2 separate regions of the Homo sapiens genome follow, and region 1 is linked to region 2. Evidence: chromatin loops called from intact Hi-C (ENCODE). Cell type or tissue: GM12878. All regions are shown on one strand. Links, peaks and the distances in the headings refer to the core of each region. The heading gives the core; the rest is flanking DNA.

Region 1 (10,486 bases), core at 4,279-6,778, 95 kb before region 2:
GTGCTGGTTTTGAAAGGGAATGCTTCCAGCTTTTGCCCATTCAGTATGATATTGGCTGTGGATTTGTCACAAATAGCTCTTATTATTTTGAGATACGTTCCATCAATACCTAGTTTATTGTTTTTAGCATCAAGGGTGTTGAATTTTATCGAAGGCCTTTTCTGCATCTATTGAGATAATCATTTGTTTTTTTTCATTGGTTCTGTTTATGTGATGGATTACGTTTATTGACTTGCATAGGTTGAACCAGCCTTGCATCCGAGGGATGAAGCTGACTTGATTGTAGTAGATAAGCTTTTTAATGTGCTGCTGGATTCGGTTTGCCAGTATTTTATTGAGGATTTTCACATTGATGTTCATCAGGGATATTGGGCTGAAATTGTCTTTTTTTGTTGTATCTCTGGCAGGTTTTGGTATCAGGATGATGCTGGCCTCATAAAATGTGTTAGGGAGGAGGCTTTTCTTTTCTATTGTTTGGAATAGTTTCAGAAGGAATGGTACCAGCTCATCTTTGTACCTTTGGTAGAATTCGGCTGTGAATCCATGTGGTCCTGGGCTTTTTCTGGTTGGTAGGCTATTAATTACTGCCTCAATTTCAGAACCTGTTGTTGGTCTATTCCAGCGTTCGACTTCTTCCTGATTTAGTCTTGGGAGGGTGTATGTGTCCAGGAATTTATCCATTTCTTCTAGATTTTCTAGTTTATTTGTGTAGAGGTGTTTATAGTATTCTCTGATGGTAGTTTGTATTTCTGTGGGATCAGTGGTGATCTCCCATTTATTGTGTCCGTTTGATTCTTCTTTCTTTTCTTCTTTACTGGTCTGGATAGTGGTCTATCTATTTTGTTAATCTTTTCAAAAAATCAGCTCCTGGATTCACTGATTTTTTTTGAAGGGTTTTTCGTATCTCTATCTCCTTCAGTTCTGCTCTGATCTTAGTTATTTCTTGTCTTCTGCTAGCTTTTGTATTTGTTTGCTCTTGCTTCTCTAATTCTTTTAATTTTGATGTTAGGGTGTCGATGTTAGATCTTTCCTGCTTTCTCCTGTGGGCATTTAGTGCTCTAAATTTTATCTCAAAACACTGCTTTAGCTATGTCCCAGAGATTTTGGTATGTTGTGTCTTTGTTCTCATTGGTTTCAAAGAACTTATTTATTTTTGCCCTTATTTTGTCATTTATCCAGTAGTTATTCAGGAGCAGGTTGTTCACTTTCCATGCAGTTGTGCGGTTTTGAGTGAGTTTCTTCATCCTCAGTTCTAGTTTGATTGCACTGTGGTCTGAGAGACTGTTTGTTATGATTTCCGTTCTTTTGCATTTGCTGCAGAGTGTTTTGCTTCCAATTATGTGGTTGATTTTAGAGTAAATGCTATGTAGTGCTGAGAGGAATGCATATTCTGTTGATTTGGAGTGGAGAGTTCTGTAGATGTCTATTAGGTCTGCTTGGTCCAGACCTGAGTTTAAGTCCTAAATGTCTCTGTTAATTTTCTGTCTGGTTGATCTAATATTGACAGTTGTGTGTTAATGTCTCCCACTATTATTGTGTGGGAGTCTAAGTCTCTTTGTAGGTCTCTAAGAACTTGCTTTGTGAATCTGGGTGCTCCTGTATTTGGTGCATATATATTTAAGATAGTTAGCTCTTCTTGTTGCATTGATCCCTTTACCATTATGTAATGAATGCCCTTCTTTGTCTTTTTTGATCTTTGTTGGTTTAAAATCTGTTTTATCACAGACTAGGACTGCAACCCTTGTTTTTTTTTTTTTTTTTTTTTGCTGTCCATTTGCTTGGTAAATCTTCCTCCATCGCTTTATTTTGAGCCTATGTGTGTTCTTTGAATGTGAGATGGGTCTCCTGAATACAGCACACCAATGGGTCTTGACTCTTCATCCGATTTGCCAGTCTGGGCCTTTAAATTGGAGGATTTAGCCCATTTACATTTAAGGTTAATATTGTTATGTGTGAATCTGATCCTGTCATTGTGATGCTAGCTGGTTATTTTGCCCATTTTTTGATGCATTTTCTTCATAGTGTTGATAGTCTTTACATTTTGGTATGTTTGTGCAGTGGCTGGTACCAGTTTTTGTTTTCCATATTTAGTGCTTCCTTCAGGGGCTCTTGTGAGGGAGGCTTGGTGGTGACAAAATCCCTCAGCATTTGCTTGTCTGTGAAGGATCTTATTTTTCCTTCACTTATGAAGCTTAGTTTGGCTGGATATGAAATTCTGGGTTGAAAATTATTTTCTTTAAGAATGTTGAATATTGGCCCCCACTCTCTTCTGGCTTGTAGGGTTTCTGCAGAGAGATCAGCTGTTAGTCTGATGGGCTTCCCTTTGTAGGTAACCTGACCTTTCTCTCTGGCTGTCCTTAACATTTTTTCCTTCATTTCAACTTTGGTGAATCTGATGATTAGGTGTCTTGGGGTTGCTCTTCTCGAGGAGTATCTTTGTGGTTTCCTGAATTTGAATGTTGGCTTGTCTTTCTAGGTTGGGGAAGTTCTCCTAGATAATATCCTAAGGTGTGTTTTCCAACTTGGTTCCAATCTCCCCATCGTTTTCAGGGACACCAATCAAACGTAGGTTTGGACTTTTCACATAATCCCATATTTCTTGGAAGCTTTGTTTGTTCCTTTTCATTCTTTTTTCTCTAAACTTGTCTTCATGCTTTATTTCATTAAGTTGATCTTCAATCTCTGATATAATTTCTTCTGCTTGATTGATTTGCCTGTTGATACTTGTGTATGCTTCACGAAGTTCTCATGGTATGTTTTTCAGCTCCATCAGATCATTTATGTTCTTCTTTAAACTGGTTATTCTAGTTAGCAATTCCTCTAACTTTTATCAAGGTTCTTAGCTTCCTTGCATTGGGTTAGAACATGCTTCTTTAGCTCGGAGGAGTTTGTTATTACCTACCTTCTGAAGCCTACCTCTGTCAATTTGTCAAACTCATTCTCTGTCCAGTTTTGTTCCCTGGCTGGCAAGGAGTTGTGATTCTTGGATCACAACTTGGATGAGAAGAAGCATTCTAATTTCTGGAATTTTCAGCATTTTTGCCCTGGTTTTTCCTCATCTTTGTGGATTTATCTACCTTTGGTCTTCTCTGTTGGTGACTTTCGGATTGAGTTTTTGTGTGGATGTCCTTTTTGTTGATGTTGATGCTATTGCTTTCTGTTTGTTAGTTTTGCTTCTAACAGTCAGGCCCCTCCTCTGCAGGTCTGCTGGAGTTTGCTGGAGGTCCAGTCTGGGCTCTGTTTGTCTGGGTATTATCAGTGGAGGCTGCAGAACAGCAAAGGTTGCTGCTTGCTCCTATCTCTGGAAGCTTCGTCCCAGAGAGGCACCTGCCAGATGGCAGCTGGAGCTCTCCTGTGTGAGGTGTCTGTCAACCTCTGCTGGGAGGTGTCTCCCTGTCAGGAGGCATGGGGGTCAGGGACCCACTTGAGGAGGGAGTCTGTCCCTTTGCAGAGCTCGAGTGCTGTGCTGCAAGATCCGCTGCTCTTTTCAGAGCCGGCAGGCAGGAACGTTTAAGTTTGCTGCAGCTGCGCCCACAGCCGCCCCTTCCTCCAGGTGCTCTCTCCCAGGAAGACAAGAGTTTTGTCTATAAGCCCCTGACTGGGGCTGCCGCCTTTCTTTCAGAGATGCCCTGCCCAGAGAGGAGGAATCTAGAGAGGAAGTTTGGCTACAGCAGCTTTGTGGTGCTGTGGTGGGCTCCTCCCAGTCTGAACTTCAAGGTGGCTTTGTTTACATTCTGAGGGGAAAACCTGCCTACTCAAGCCTCAGTAATAGTGGATGCCCCTCCCCCGACCAAGCTCCAGCATCCCAGGTTGACTTCAGACTGCTGTGCTGGCAGCGAGGATTTCAAGCCAATGGATCTTAGCTTGCTGAGCTCCATGGGGGTGGGATCCTCTGAGCTAGACCACTTGGCTCCCTGGCTTCAGCCCCCTTTCCAGGGCAGTGAATGGTTCTCTCTTGCTGGCATTCCAGGTGCCACTGGGTTATGAAAAAAACCTCCTGCAGCTAGCTTGGTGTCTTTCCAAACGGCAGCCCAGTTTTGTGCTTGAAACCCAGGGTCCTGGTGGTGTAGGCACCTGAGGGAATTTTCTGATCTGTGGATTGTGAAGACCGTGGGAAAAGCATAGTATCTGGGCCAGAATGCACTGTTCCTCACGGCACAGTCCCTCAGGGCTTCCCTTGGCTAGGGGAGGGAGTTCCCTGACCCCTTGTGCTTCCCAGTTGAGGTGATGCCACACCCTGCTTCGGCTTGCCCTCCGTGGGCTGCATCCACTGTATAACCAATGAGATGAACCAGGTATCTCAGTTGGAAATGCAGAAATCACCCACCTTCTGCGTTGGTCTTGATGGGAGCTGCAGACCAGAGCTGTTCCTATTTGGCCTACTTGCTTGGGAATCCCTGCAGTTTCTTTTCCCATTCTAAATAAATATTCACTTTTGCAACTAAATTCATACTTATGATTTTATATTATTTTTCTTGAAGAGGGTCCATCAAATTGTATAAGCTCCAGGTGTTCACAAAACCTGAAGAATCATGAGTACCCTGCACCTACCAGGTATATGTTAGTGGGTTTTTAAACATTGTTTCTTGGTGACCTGTGCCAGGATCTTGGGAGGGGGGTGGGAATGCTTCCAAAAAAGGGAAGTTCAGTGGAAGAGATGTGGGACACAGAGAACCCAAGGCTGCTCTGCTTGGTGATCCCATAGGAGCTAAGCAAGTGGAAGGTGACCAGATGATGATCTCTGACTTTCCCCCTCCTCCTCCTGATGTGGAGAAAGTTGGAGAAAACAGAAGAGAGGCCAAGTCCATACCAGTATCAGAGGGTATGGGGAGGAATGTAGGAGGAACAGGAAGACAGAGGTCCTATGAAGTGTCCAAAGAACTCTTTAGACCACACCCCAAGGATCTCTTGAGCACAAAGGAAGAATTTGAGGCTGGGTTATGACAACAAGCTTTGCTGGTGATGGGGATGAGAAACTTGTCAAAGACTACTTTTGAAAGCTACACCTCTCAATTATACTCGGGGCAATGCCAAGGGCTGGCTTGGGGAAACTTCTATAGCCCCCTATAATCTTTATCGACCTCACCTGAATCTAAAAAGTGTATTTGTTGTGCAAACACAGCTTCAGGACAACTTTCCTAGCCCATCACTTCCAACAGTCCATTGGACCTAAATCCCTGTCACACAGACACTTCCATGTCCACTCGCTGGTGACTGGAGTCTTGGTTGTTGTCATGATAAGGTCTTCCACAAGATGGTGCTCTTAAGTTTTGTTTTTAAATTTTTTTTTTGTTGATAGATTGATTACTATGTCGATATTTTATTGAACACCTACTTTGTGGTAGCATTGTTCTAGGAGGTGTTATAGATACAAGCTAAGCAAAACAGACTAAATTTCTGTTTTCAAAAAATTTTAAAAAGTTGTGATTTTTATGCTCTCAAGGTGAAACTGAACAGTGATGTAAGTGTCCCCATTTATGTTGCTGATATTATGCTACATTTCCGACAGTTGCACATTTTTCTTTCTCTAGACTGATGTGGCCTGGAGGAACTATAGATTCTTTTATTATTTGGCTGGGGAAAGAATTACCTTTTATCTGTCTGTGTAAGCTACCTTTTGAGATCCATCCTTTCGCCAGGGAAACACCAAATCTTAATTTGAATAATTCCAAATTGTTGCTAAACACCAGCTGATCATTCTAGGGTCTCAGCTTTGGGTTTGCCTGACATCTGAGTAAATTCATGGCTCCTTTTAAAGAAAAATTCTGATAGGTCTTTCAGGTATCCCAGTGACCTGCCTTCAAGTAAGGGTGAGATGGACTTTGATCTGGGTGAGAATTTATCAGACTCTTTTGCTTTCATAAAAAAAAAGTTGGTCCTGCTATTTGACCATCTACCCCAGAGAACGCATACAAAGAGTTCATCCTTGCCAAAGGCAAATTTGAAATCACAATTGCAAGAGACAGGCCTGAGGTCCATGTGAACTGCCCATTCCTTCAGGTTCAGTAAGCTCTACGCTTGTTCCAAGTTAGATTCCCGAAGGCAACATCTTTCAGGACATTTACTATACTAGCTTGGCTGCTTCCAGAAATGCCTTTACTTAGCTATGATTGAAGAGTATGCCCTTGATTTTTATTGCAGGCTAATATAAAAATGGTCTTAAAACAAATGTTTCTATACTTTCGGCAAAAAGATCTGTTAAAGCCATCCACCTTACAATTCCATGTTTTTAGTGTAAGGATTCACAAGAACCCCAGATTTATATCTAACCACCTGCTCGACTTGACATTTCTACTTGGATGTCCTGTAGGCATATCACATCTAATGGGGCCCAAACTGAACTCCTGATCTTCCCCCAATGATCTGCTTCTCCTTCAGTCTTTGTTATTCAGTAAACAGCAGCTCCACTGCTCAGACCAAGCAACCCACAACCATCTCGAGTCCTCTTTCTCTCTCTCCGCACGTGCAACCTATTATCAAGCCCTGTTGCCTCGAGCACAGTCCAGAATCGAATGGTTTCTCATTACCTTCTCTGGACTGGGACCTGTCACAAGTTTCCTAACTGACCCCTCTGCTTCTGCCCTTTGTTCCCCTACATCCATGCTCAACATAGCAGCCAGAACCATCCTTTAAAATGCGTCTGGTGCTAACACTTCTCCACTCAAAATCTTCCCGTGACTTTCCATCTTCTTGGGAGGAAAATCCCCAAGGTCTCCACTTCCCGTCCTTCCCTGCCCCACCCCTGACTTGATGTCCTCATCATCTGTTCCTGATTCATGTTGCCAAGCCACACTGGTCTCCTGTGCCCCCATCTCTGGGCCTGGGCACTTGCTTTTCCTTCTGTCTGGAAGACTCTTCCCTAGATATCCACACAACTGCTGCCTCTTCCCCTCTGCGACTCTCCTCAAATGTCACCTTCTCAATGGGGGGTTTCCTAAACCCCATGTATTGAAACTGTATATAGGAGGCTGTATGAAAACTGCAGCCCCTCTCTGAGCTCTCTCTTTTCTCCCATCCAGCTTTACTTTTTTTCTACAGCACTTACACTCTCTGACCCATGATGTATTCTATTTATTGTCTGTCTTGTCCGACTGGAACGTGAGCTCCCTGGAGGTAGGGATTTTTATCTGTTCTGTTTTGTTCACTTCTGTATTCCAAAACCTACTTAGAACAGTGCCTGAGACATAGTAGGTTCTCAATACATATTTATCGAATGTATAATTAAATTCTCATGGAATTTAGTGTCAGGAGAAAAAAGATATTTCATGTTAAAGCTGCATGTCCTCAGGAAATATAATTGATGTGATACATTTTGTAATTTATTTTTGGTTTTACTACTAGGAAGCTCAAAGTCAAATATAGGAGGAATTAGAATTATGGTTTTGTCCATGGTCTCTAGCTTAGTCATCTTCTTCCTTTATATGGTGGATGGGTTTTTCTTTGGCGATGGAGTTTCACTGTGTCATCCACGCTGGAGTGTGGTGGCTATTCACAGGTGTGATCATAGTGCACCACAGCCCTGAACTGCTGGGCTCAAGTGATCCTCCAGCCTCAACCTCCCAAGTAGCTGGGACTACAAGTACATGCCACTGCACCCAGCTCTCTGTGGTTTTTATTACCCTCCCTTTCCTTTTAACTTTCATTTGAACAGCTTCGTGCATAGGTATATCCTCAGGTAGTATTCATGGACCTTTTAGGTTTCCTATAAATATTTGTCAAGTGAATGCATTGCAAGCCATTTTAATTTCTTCTGGATATAAGTGGGAGATATATATATATTTATATATATAAATAATACGTTATTAATGATCTATGATATAACTAAAAAAAAGCAATGGGCTAGAAAGGAGTAGAAGGTTATTAGGGGAGGGGAGGTCGATGGGAAAGAAGCTTTCCTTGTGATTTACGGCTGGGGTGAGTATAAGATTTGTCATCCAGCCTGGGACCCTTATGGCAGTGAAGATATGAATAATTTTGCTCAGACAATAGGCATGAACTGGGACCATTCCCAGTGGGAATGTGATAACTAGGCAAACATCTGTCAAACTAGGACAAATGGCAAAAGTTTCCAATAGGAGTTTAATAACGTTTTAGCAGTTCCAAAGGTTTCCAATAGGAGTTTAATAACCTTTAACAAAGGTTATGGTTTACCAATAACAGTACAAATGTATTCTCACTTTTTAATCTTAGTCAAGAGTTTATTTAACCTTTCTTATTACCAAACCTTACTCAAGACTCATTTACAACTCAGAATAGAATTTTTAAAACATTCATTAGTTAGGCTGAAGTTCAGAAAAGTAAGACTAAGTAAAACGGTTTTCATTGCCAGGACGAAACAAAAGCCACCGTGAGGTGCCACCAGCACTGAATAGAGATATGTTCCTCTACATTAGAAAAGAGTTTCAAAAGCAGATTAACTTTTGTTGTTGTTTCTTTTCTCAGCATTGACTTTGGCAGAGCATTTTTAAAACCTGGTAAAGAGGAAGCAGTGAAAAGCAATAGAATCAAAGGGGACAAACAGAAGGATACCAAATAGAGTTACTCCCTGGAGCTCAGAGAAATTCTGCTGATTTCCACAGGCAGCACTCCCACCCTGAGTTCCTGGGTGCACTTTGAGCTAGGTCTGGTGTTTGCCTACCCCTGAATCAAGGGGGAAGTGAGCTGACCTCACTTCTCTTCCTGCCTTCTGTTGCTCCTTCATTTCCAAAGCCAGGCTTTCTCTCCTCTTCAGCCACTGGCCTCGAAATGACTCATTCAAAGGCCAATTCCTTAGGTTGCTGGTAGTAATAAGAGACCCCAGAGCCTAACTGAAGTTTCCAGAGATAACATCTATTGCTTTCTAGCATCTGCCTGTTACACTGTGGAGCCAAATGAGGTTAGGCTGATAGCAATTTATTTTTCACAAAACCAAGCTGATGGCTTCTCTTTACCTCATATTGTTCCAATGACTGCAAACAGACTTGGGGAAAATCCATTTTAACATTGGTCCAGATATTACAGTTTGGTAGAATACTCTAAAGTTGCCAGGGGCACCTTTTTTCTTTACAAAGCAGGGTACTACCTTTATCTTCTTTTAGAGCCCAGGCACGGGGATGGGACAGGGGGCTTGCTTTAACCCTTATCAGGGTCTTACTCGTACTAGGTTCTGTGCATCATGTCCTGCTTAGTGGTAAGGCTTCTCAATTCTTAGTCTCATTTGGATTTCCATCTTCTCATTTTAAGAATGAATGGCTCTGACAATAGAAACTCAGATAACTTTTTTCTAAAGAACAACAGGGGCAAACTAGTTTTTGAAAATCCTGTCTTTTCATATATTGATAGTCAGTGTTTCCTCCCCCAGGGCAGTGCTTCCTTTGGTCCTTCTGTAATTGAAGAATGAAAGAACACCCTCCAGGATGAATAGTTCCCTTATGTGTCTTCAAGCTCTTTGCCTCATCCAGCCATAAGAAGTTGTACCCCAGGGTAACCGAGGCTAGGGATTATCTACAGGCCCAGAAATATAAGAAGAACAAACAGATCAGCACATTGCTATCTTGGCTTTACTGTACAGAGCCCTTAACCACATTTGAGAGTGTCATAAGAAAAAAATAATCCCTGAATAGTTAAAAAGAAAAACAAAGAGAAAGAAATCAAACACCATGTGGATCTCTCTCTTTGGTTGTACAGCAGATCTAATTCTGCTGTACGTGGTGGCTCATATAGAAGTTTTTTTTTCCTTCTTGTGTTATATCCTGCCTAGAAAATTTAAATCTCTTAATAAGCTAAAGGGTAAAGAGGTGTGCTTCAAGTTCCTTTACCTTATTTTTAGCAGGGTGATCAGCTTGCATTTGTGACACTCACAAGCTGTATGTGCCTTTGTAGGGAGCCAAGCACAATATGTTCCTTGTGGATTGGAGGGACTGAGCTTCAGTCAAGCACCCTACTGTGGGGGTCACTGACTGAGTCCCTTGAACAAGGCAGATAAATGCCAACCACAAGAACACTGCTTCTCTGGAAGCAAACTCGGGGGATGTCTGGTCTGAAGCAAGCTCAGCGGTTGTCCCAGCCCAAGAGCCCTCTGCTACCACCCTGGATGGACCAAGCCCCTTCTTAGACATAGATGACCCCATAGCTTCCAAGGAAAATCCTGAGCTGCCCCAATGCTGGTGGCAATTGGTAGCAAGCCTTCTTTACAGTTCTTCCTGGATCCCGTTGGAGAATCTCCCTGGAAACTGATGGAAGGAACCTCTTATGGTGCACTTATTTGCCGCAGGGTTTCTTGTTCTCTGCTCGTATAGTGATTTGGGGTAGAGGTAAACTTTGTATCATCAGCATTTAAGGATGATCAGATTTAACTGTATCCAGGGATTGAAAGAATTTTTCAAAGCTTTTCTCCCCTGGCCACACTGAGCAAAGAGAACATTGTCTTTTAGGAATCAAGAAACATTTTGCATCTCAAGGCAAAGCTTTGCTGTAATAAAAAGATGATATGAGCTGCCAGTTAGCT
Region 2 (10,486 bases), core at 3,913-6,412:
GGGTGCAGCTCAGCGACGAGATGTTCGTGTTCCAGGACGGGCGCTGGGTAAATGAGAACTGCCGCCTGCAGTCTCCCTACTTCTCCCCATCCGCCTCCTTCCACCACAAGCTGCACCACAAGAGGCTGGCCAAGGAGTGCATGCTGCAGGAGGAGAACAAGTCTCTGCGGGAGGAGAACAAGGCCCTGCGCGAGGAGAACCGGATGCTCAGCAAGGAGAACAAGATCCTACAGGTCTTCTGGGAGGAGCACAAGGCCTCGCTGGGCCGAGAGGAGAGCCGGGCCCCCTCGCCACTGCTGCACAAAGACAGCGCGTCCCTGGAGGTGGTGAAGAAGGACCACGTCGCCCTGCAGGTGCCCCGTGGCAAGGAGGACAGCACCCTGCAGCTCCTCCGGGAGGAGAATCGCGCGCTGCAGCAGCTGCTGGAGCAGAAACAGGCCTACTGGGCGCAGGCAGAGGACACGGCCGCCCCTGCCGAGGAAAGCAAGCCCGCCCCCTCACCCCACGAGGAGCCCTGCAGCCCCGGGCTGCTGCAGGACCAGGGCTCCGGCCTCTCCTCCCGCTTCGAGGAGCCCAAAGGGCCTCCGGCCCGGCAGGAGGACTCCAAGGAGCTGCGCGCCCTGCGGAAGATGGTCAGCAACATGTCCGGGCCCTCCGGGGAGGAGGAGGCCAAGGTGGGCCCGGGCCTGCCCGACGGCTGCCAGCCCCTGCAGCTGCTGAGAGAGATGAGGCAGGCGCTGCAGGCCCTGCTCAAGGAGAACCGGCTCCTGCAGGAGGAGAACAGGACCCTGCAGGTGCTACGGGCAGAGCACAGGGGCTTCCAGGAGGAGAACAAGGCCCTGTGGGAGAACAACAAGCTGAAGCTGCAGCAGAAGCTGGTCATTGACACCGTGACCGAGGTCACCGCGCGCATGGAAATGCTCATCGAGGAGCTCTACGCCTTCATGCCGGCCAGGAGCCAGGACCCCAAGAAGCCTAGCAGGGTCTGAGGCCTCGGCCTTGCACCGGGACGCCGAGTTTGGGACACCGAACACTGGGCAAAAGAGAATCCCCTGCCTTCCTTTGTCGTCCTCGCCTTCCCCAGCCAGTTCGTACCTATTGAAAAGCAGCGTTAGCAGCCTTCCTAAACTCAGAGTTTTAATAAAGGTGTGAGGAGGCTGGGGCCAGTTGACACCAGCATGCTGCCTTTTTCTTTCTTTCTTTCTTTCTTTCTTTTAATAAAAGATAGACAATATTTTAGAGCAGTTTTGGGTTCACAGCTAAACTGAGCAGAAAGTACAGGGAGTTCCCATAGACTCCCGTCCCACAAATGCATAATCTCCCGCATTATCACCATCCCTCCAGAGAGGTACACTAGTGACAGTCTTTGAACCTACATTGACACATAATTATTCCAAAGTCCGTAAGTTTGTATTAGGGTTTGCTGCTGGTGTTGTACATTCTGTGGGTTTGATCAAATGCATAGTGACATGTAGCCACCATTGTAGTACCATATAGAGTATTATAGAGTATATGTAGTACCATATAGAGTATTTTCATTGCGCTAAAAATCCTCTGTGCTCTGCCTGTTCATCCCTCCCTCCCCCTCCAGCCTCTGGCCACCACTGATCTTTTTTACAGTCTTCATAGTTTTGCTTTTTTCAGAATGTCATATAGTTGGAATCGCCAAGTGTGGAGCCTTTTCAGGTTGGCTTCTTTCACTTGGATATGCATTTAAGTTTCCTCCATGTCTTTTCATAGATTCAGAGACTGCTCATTTCTTTTTAGCACTGAATAAAATTCCATTGTCTGGATAGATCACAGTTTATCCTTTCATCTACTAAAGAACATCTTGGTTGCTCTCAAGACAATTATGAATCTGGCTTCTTCTCTCTTTTCCCCTGGTCTCTTCTTTACCTCTGCCTTCATTATTGTCTCTGTTTTTCTCCTTCAGTTCTTCCTTTTTTTCCTTAGTTTTTTCTTCCTCCTCTTCTCTTTCTCCTATCCTTCTTGCTCCCTCATCATCTCCAATTTCTGAGGCTATGGGGGTGGGGGTAGGTCTATGGGGGAAGAGATCACCCTAAGCCAGGGCTTTTCGATTGTGCCTTTATTATTCGGGGCTGGATAAGTCTGTGCTGGGGTCTGTCCTGTGCATTGCACAATGTTTACCAGCATCCCTGGCCTCTACCCACTCAATGCCAGTAACAGCCACCTGGCTCCCAGCTGTGACAACCAAGTATGTCTCCAGACATTGCTGAATGTCCCCTGGGGGACAAATTTCAACACTACTATAGGTTTCTCCAAGTACCATTGATTGAAACACAAGTCCTAGAAATACACTGAGAAAAATAAAGGTTTGCATGAGGAAATGCTGCTAGAATCCCCTCGGGCAGATTCATAATCATACTCTGACTTAAAGGTCCTAACAAGTCCTACAGTGAAGTAATCTGCTTATCCTGGATGAACCCCTAATTACCCAATTTGATGTGATCTTGAAATCTTTTTCTGTGTTTTCTCTGTTATTCACCCAGTTTGGGAAGGAGTGCCCTGTGCTCTCCCCAACCCCAGGCTCACTTCCCTACCCTCGGATTCCCTCTACTTACTCATGGTTCACACTTACCAGTTGGCTGCAAGAGATGAGGGTGGTTGGCTGTCAGGCTTACTGGGGGCAGGTGCAGAGGCTCAAGATTTGTTGTCCTGGGCTTCAATGCCCATTTCAAAGTTGGACATACTTTAGAGTCAAGAAATTGAAAGGTACTCCTAGGTGACTATAAAAGGGAGTTGGTCAGTGGTTCCTAAACTTTGCTGTATAGTGGAATCACCTGAGGGTCTTTGACAAGTATTGACACCTGGACCCCAGCTTAGACATTATGATTTAATTGATATTGGCTGTGACTGGGCAGTGGTGCATGTAAAAGCTCCCCAGGTGATTCCAATATGTAGCAAAGTTTAGGAATCACTGTAGTAGGATAGTTAAGCCTTCTGATTCTCAATGTAATGCTGCATTCACTAGTAATGAAAATAAGTGAGTAGTCACATGTTAAGGAAAGAAGTTTACCCATTTTGCTGATGGAAAACTGATCTTTGTATTGAGACAGACAAGAGTTTGAGACTGGAATATCCTCACTCCTCATCCACTGTTCATGCTGGCTAAATTTCTGAGACTTGAACAAGCCAAAGGCAGTCACCCGCACCCACAGAACTCTTTGCACACCACTTTTCACTTGATATGACCTCCAGTAATCCTCAGAGCCCTGTAAGGAAGGCAGTATCATTTCTTCCACAGATATGGAAACAGGAACTCCAAGGGATTTGCAGAGGTTAGCGAGCTAATAAGAGCCAAACAGGGAATTCAGTGTAGACCAAATGACTGCAGATCTCAAATTCCTTCTATGAGACCAGATTGCCAAGTAACTCTGGTCTCTGAAAATTAAGTTTAAAAGTGGCTTTGGGGCCAGGAGTGGTGGTTCACACCTGTAATTCCAGCACTTTGGGAGGCTGAGGTGGGCGGATTACTTGATCCCAGGAATTTGAGACCAGCCGGGGCAACATGGTGAAACCCCGTCTCTACAAAAAATATATAAAAATTAGCTGGGCACTGTGGCATGTGCCTGTAGTCCCAGCTACTCGGGAGGCAGAGGTGGGAGGATCTCTTGAGCCAAGGAGGTTGAGGCTGTGGTGAGCTGAGATCACACCACTGCACTCCAGCCTAGGTGACAGAGTCTCAAAAAAAAAAATTGTTTTGGTGTCTGTTTCTCAGATTTAGGAACTTGTCAAGTCTTACTCAAAATAGCATCAGAAATTCCAAAGGAGGGAGAACAAAATGACAGGAGTATTTCCTCTCGCTGACTACACACCTGATTTTCATACAGGGCAGAAGGTGACCGATGTCTACACAAAGGCTAAATCACTTATCCCCTGTGGCCACCAAAATCTGAAAAATGGGAAGTTGTTTTTGATAGGCCTCTGGCCCTTTGCTGTTTTTTGCCCTCCTATATTTGGTAAATTAATCATTCAGGGCATAATGATGTACCATAATTTGTCTAAGTCAGTATAATAACCCTGGAGTGTAGGGTTCTTTTTGTTTTTTTGATGAAACCAAATTGATTTATGTGATTCTAGACAGAAGACAAAAGGCACACTCCCCATGTTTGTGTTACAAATATTTAACTTGGATTAATGTATATAACAGCAGTTGGATGTTTTCTCACAAGCTGACAGAACTCAGAGAACATTATACTATTTAACAGTGTCAACTTTTTCTGTCAGGCAGAATCTAAATGGGTGAAAAATTAGCAAGACGAGCCATAAAATATCATTTTTATGGAGTGGGGGAGATTTACTTCAAAACAATGTTTCATTGTGTAATGCAATCTGTCATAGATTAGCTAGCAATCCAGCAGGATCTAACCTTGTGGAACAGAATGAAATTTCATTCTTCAAGGAGAGTATCCTTTAAGCATCTAGGTTCCTTTCGCAGCTTTTTCTTTGTCTGCCTCCTGGTCTAACCTTAAGTCCTTCTCTAGGAACCAAAGTTGTTTCCTCTTGCAGGGCAGGTCTTGGCTTCATTCTAAACATTCAGCTTTTCCTGTCTTCTTCCATTTGGCCCTTGACTTGACTGGCTTTCTTGGTTGCTGGATTAAACCCTCCTGCTGAATTGGCTGAATCCTGTTAATAGGTCTATCTGGTGCCCTAAGTTGTGGATCAGGTCAAATAAAGAGGAACATTCACAACCTAAAACAACTAGCTAGTGTACAACAAAAATAAAATCCTAAGCCCCCCAGCCGACTGAATAGGCCTCCCCTTCTTGGCTAAGGAGACCTGAGAGGAACCTGAAAAACTGAATTTCTAGCCACGATGGGAAGGGAGGTCAGATGTGCCTCATAATACTGCCCCCTTTTGGAGTTTAGGCAGAACTGACCAGCATTAACATTGAATAGAGATCGCAAGACCGACAACACAGACGCTTTGTGGCAGTAAGATACCAAGTTCCAACCTTCTGGCATAGCATCATATGACAGCAGACCCCAAAAGAAATAAAAATATTTTACCCCAAAATATATTTCTTTGGCATATTTTGAAATGGCCTGAAAAACTGTCTCTTGAGGGGAGGAGGGAGAATTTGCATCTACAGAGAATTCTCATTAATGCAACTAGGCCTTCCCTTTCTAGGTCTTTCCCAGATCTAGGAGAGATTAAATGATAACCTGACACCTTTAAGGTCTGAAAAGAGACATTTATTATCTATTCTTGCTGAAGTCTGCTACCGGAAGCTTCACGTACATAATAAAAACCTTGGTCTTCACAATACCTCCTTAACGCAAGCATTCTTTCTACTGATTTGAATTTAGACAAAGCATAACTTTTTCAACCAGTTGCCAATCAGAAAATCTTTGAATCCACTTGTGACCTGTAAGCATCACTCCCATCCTACCTTTCACGTCACACCCCCCTGCCAGGTGTATATGGGATGTATACCTTCCACGTATTGATTTATGATTTTACCTATAATTTCTGTCTCCCTAAAATGCATAAAACCCAAATTGTAACCCGACTGCCTTGGGCACACTTTCTCAGGACCTCTTGAGACTGTTCCCTGGCTGTGGTCACTTATATTGGCTCAGAATAAACCTCTTTAAATATTTTACAGAGTGTGGTTTTTCTGTTAACACTAGTTAATGGAATCTCCAGAATTAGTTTGGGGAGGAAATTTCAATAGGGAAATCATTTATGCAAGGATGGTCATCCAGAGCTTAGCAGAGTGCCAACAATAGGAAACAGAATCAAAACAACTCTGAAGGAAATCCTGTTGGTTTCTGCATGTCTCAGATTCCATTCTTGAACTCTTCCCTTTCTGAGGAATTTCCATAAAATAGGGTGACCTCAGTCTGCATGTTGTCAATGCTTGCTGGAGTCCAGTGTTAAGCTGGGCAGAGCAGGAAGCAGCTGAAAGGAGGGTAAACTGACACAATGTATCTGATAGAGGAAGTCGAGACTCCAAAATCCTCCTTAGTCTCTGTCAGCATATTGTCCTCCATATTGAATTTCTGATTCATAATGAGAAACATCTTTTACTGGGGAGCCATGTCATTTTTAGAATATTCTGGATATACCAAGAACAGCTGCTGGGAATCAGCTTTCTTTCCATTCATAATATTGAGCCCGAGTTGGTCTCCTGGTCCTTTTGCAGCAGACAGAATGCTTGTGCTTGGAGATGCCCACCCCCTTCCTCATTTGCATGCTGGTCTTCTCCAATCTGAGCACTTATCAGTTTCTTCAGGTAAACAGTTATTTCCAGATTCCTTACCCTCTTTGTTCACTCAAACAATGGTCTTTGTAACTGAGAACAAACTTAGAAGCAGGTGACAGATTATTTTTAATGCTGTCAGGACAAGTGGCTAATTTATGACATTTTCTTTCTAAGCTTGCCTTTATTCTTTGCAGATAGGATGATTTGGAACTCTTCATTGGAAATCCTCACTCGGTGGGAACATTAAGTCCAAACCTTTTTCCAGCAATTGGTCAGATGTCACTCAGGGGTGCTGTGGGATGGAAGAGAGTTTCTTGGTTGTTAGTTACTTTATATGGGGCTATGATTTGATGGTTTTCACCTTTTTCCTCTCCTTTAATCAACCAATCACCAGATAACTGTTGATCCTATCTCCTTTATGGACCTTGAACCCTTCTACTTCTTTCTATTTCCATGGGCTCAATCCCCGTCTAGCCACTGTTGTCTTCTGGGTGATTGCTGCAACTCTGAATTGATATGTCTCCAGTGTTACTTCTAGCCAATTTTCCATGTTGCAACCATACTGGTTTTCTTAAATGTGTGAATGTAATCATGTTATTTCCTTACTTAAAATTTCTCACTTTCCGTTATCTTTAGAATAAAACAAAACTTTATGATGAGTTTCTGTCTTAAATGTAGATGCTACTTAATATTCTTCTGACCTCCTGAATTGTTATCATATCACTGCTTCTCAGGACCCCCACTGGGCTCCTTTACAAGTCAACATAACTTAACCAAATGTCATCCCTATCTCATGGAAGTTATATCCAAAGAGGATAAAGATTCCTCCTCCTGGGAAGGGCAGGCAGAGCTTTGAGGGAGATGTACTTGGAGAACTGAAGACAGATGGTGCCATGGACTGAATTTTGTCTTCCCCAAATTCATGTTAAGCCCTAATCCACAGGGTGATAATATCTGGAGATGAGGCCTTTGGAAGATAATTTGATTTAGATGCGGTTATGAGGGAGGGACCCTCATGATGGTATTAGTGTTTGCTCTCGCTCTCTCCCTGCCACGTGAGGACACAGAAGGCAGCTGTCTGCGAACCAGAAAGGCCTTCACCAGAACCCGATCATACTGTCATGCTAATCTTAGACTTCCCAGCCTCCAAAACTGTGAGAAAATAAACTTTTGTTGTTCAAGCCACCCAGTCTATGGTATATTGTTACAGCAGCCATACCTAAGACAGATTGGGATACTTCACTTGCTAGATGGTTGTAATGAATCCACCCTGGACATGATTGTGCTGCTGGGTGTCAAAAACTGATAACCTCTCACCCTGATCCTTACCTTTAGTAGAGATCATCTACTGAACAAGTTTGAACTGGCAGCAAGGACTTCAGGGTCAGGCTTCTGGAGATGGGTCTTAGCTCCACTGCTTACTACGTCACCTTGGGTAAGTCATTTCACCTTTCTGTGTTGGTTCATCAATCAAATGAAGAAAATAACAGTACCCTCTTATATCAGGTATCTACTATTGCATTACAAACCCATTCAAAACTTGATGGTTTGAAATAACCATTGATTTTGCTCACAGTTCTGCAGTTTGCAAATTAGTCTGGGCTCAACTGTGCTGTTCAGGTCTTGGATGGGCTCCCTCATGCACCTGTGGTCAGCTGGCAGTTTGCTAGGTGGCTCTGCTTCTGGCGGTTGGCTGACAATTAGGACCCCTTGGTTCTGCTACATGCGGTCTCTCATCCTCCTGCAAATTACTTCAGGCCAGGTCTCAGGGCAGAGGCAAGGGTCTAAGAGAGAAAGCAGCTGTGTGCAAGGCCTCTTGAATCCTAGGCTTGGAACTGATTCATCCTTACTCCTGCTGACCGCATTCTACAGGTGAAAGCAACTCACAATACTACCCCAATTCAAAGGATGTGAAATACCTTCCACCTGTTGATGGCAGGAGCTGGAAAGGACATGGATACAGACAGGGAAGCCATTGATTGGGACCATCAGTGCATTTAATCTACCATACTACCGTCTAGATTGTTGTGAGACTCAAGTGAGACACATGGAAAATGCTTAGAACAGAGCCTACTACACTGTAAGTACGCAGTAAATATTAGCTGTTATTATCATCATAATCATATTTTTCTGTATATATTTAAGAATATAGATAAAAATTACAGAAATTCATGGAAAATTGCCTCAGAGACTTTTGAGGATTTTTCAGTTTGTTAAAATAGAGTGATTTTTTGTGGTTCCTGAAAGAACTGTCTGGAGTCAGTCTCTGGGCTCCTCTTTACATGCTTAAACACAGATTCATTGTGAGGGTTGAATGAATTAATGTATATAAAATGATTAGCTCAGCCCCTGGAATGTAATAAACACTAATAATGGTAGCTATGATTATTATTTTCCTTCAACAGGGTCAATGATTTGGTAAAGAATGTCCCTTTTACCCAGCTTCAATCCATTCCTAAAATGCATTATTGGCTTAACATGGTGCCGAGAATGCAAATCTAACAGGTGAAGTCAGTGGATGAAGTAGAAGTAGAACAAAGTTTTATGATGGAAATCTCTCATGAACACATAGGTGTATATACATTAGATAAATAGATAAGGTTGGTACAAAAATAATTGTGATTTTTGCCATTACTTTCAATGGCCAAACCCACAATTACATTTGCATCAACCTAATAGTAAAATGAGCCCCTGGCTGGGCGCGGTGGCTTATGCCTGTAATCCCAGCACTTTGGGAGGCTGAGGCGGGTGGATCGTGAGGTCAGGAGATTGAGACCATCCTGGCTAACATGGTGAAACCCCATCTCTACTAAAAATACAAAAAAAATTAGCTGGGCGTGGCAGCGGGCACCTGTAGTCCCAGCTACTTGGGAGGCTGAGGCAGGAGAATGGCATGAACCTGGGAGGCAGAGCTTGCAGTGAGCCCAGATCATGCCACTGCACTCCAGCCTGGGTGACAGAATGACACTCCCTCTCAAAAAATAAATAAATAAATAAATAAGCCCCTACACCTTCATTATGTAGCTTCCACAGGTCAACTGATGGCTAATCTTTATTTCCCCAACATTTTTTTTTCAGTCAAGTTTTTTGTTGTTGTTGTTTTAAAAAAAGCAAATTCTATACATCACCTATAAATGTTTCAGTAGGTACCACTGAAAGGCATTTTGTTTCGATTTTTTATATAATCACCATGTTATCATCACACCTGTCCAAATTAACTGAAGGTCCTGAATATCATCTAATACCCAGAGCAGAATAAAATTTCTCCCAGCATCTGTCTGATCCAAACAAGATCCATGCATTTCATTTGTTGTGATGCCTCTTAAGTTTATTTTTTAGAAGAAGAATTTTTGTGCAGTTCCTGGGGCATCCAGAATTGGCTAGTGTCATTTGAGATCAGGCGACAGGAACATAAGACAGCCAGGCCCTGATGTGCTCATTGTAGATGTGCCAAGGTGGTCTTCTGAATTTTTTTCTGCATCTGTCAGGAAATACTATGGTTCCCATTGGGGTATCTAAAGCTCCGTTGATTTAGAACTATTCAGAAAGCTGCTCCCTAGAGCTATGGGGTGATGTAACCAATATTGCTCAGGTGGTGAGGCTTTGTTTATTTTAAGGTCATTTGAAAGAATTGAGACCTACACGATTATCTTGGGATCTGATGCCTTGGAAAGAAAAGGGGCAAAGGAGCTACTTATGCTGAGGAAGGCTCCTTGCAGTGCTGAAGCATCCAACAGATGACAAGGGGGCCCCAAACGAAGGAGACTTTAGTATCAGGCTGTCACACAGCAAACCAGATTGATCGATTTTCCTCCCTCCCTCAGTCCTTTCTTTCTCTCATTGTTTCTCTAAGAATGTTGGCTCTAGCATTCAAATAGGACTTTGGGAGAGAAGAGAAGATACCAGTAGCCTTCAGTGTTTTCTTTGCTTGTCAGAAGCAGGAAGCCTTTAAAAACAAAACAATAACAACAAAGAAACCGCTCTCTAGTTCAATATGTGTGGTGTGATAAATGGGGAAAGATCTCAATCTTTTGGACAAAATGGGTTTCTAAATTTATATATTAATTCAATACCTAGCCCAGAAAGCAGAGAGCTGCCCTGGACTCTGTTTTCTTATTTCCTGAGGGTGTTAAATTACCAAGTTTGGCCAATTTTACCTGCTCATTGTTTCTTGAACTTGTCCCTTTTTCTGTCTGACTGCTGGCCCAGTTCAGGCCTCTTCGGTGCCTAAACAATCGTGGTTAAATCTTAAGTAAA

The links. A loop is a pair of places that touch in the nucleus more often than their neighbours do. Peaks named below come from ENCODE experiments on the same cell type or tissue, not always from the same donor. Only the 100,000 strongest peaks of a DNase experiment are listed, where the experiment ranks them.
Region 1: it touches region 2 in a loop (11-fold over the local background); 18 of 110 quality-filtered maps call a loop at or near these places.

Annotation. Positions count from the first base shown.
Region 1 is chr13:45,618,445-45,628,930 of GRCh38, forward strand. No RefSeq gene overlaps it. Among named protein-coding and RNA genes, the nearest start is that of ERICH6B, 7.9 kb to the left of the region's middle. In GM12878, for the core only: a CTCF peak has its summit at 5,245 (motif pointing right); a DNase peak (open chromatin) is centred at 5,277.
Region 2 is chr13:45,713,384-45,723,869 of GRCh38, forward strand. It overlaps CBY2 (chibby family member 2), which reads left to right. Exons shown (of 3, transcript NM_152719.3): 3 at 1-1,176. The coding sequence ends at 989. Among named protein-coding and RNA genes, the nearest start is that of CBY2, 16 kb to the left of the region's middle. In GM12878, for the core only: a CTCF peak has its summit at 4,890 (motif pointing left); a DNase peak (open chromatin) is centred at 4,824; H3K27ac peaks cover 188 bases.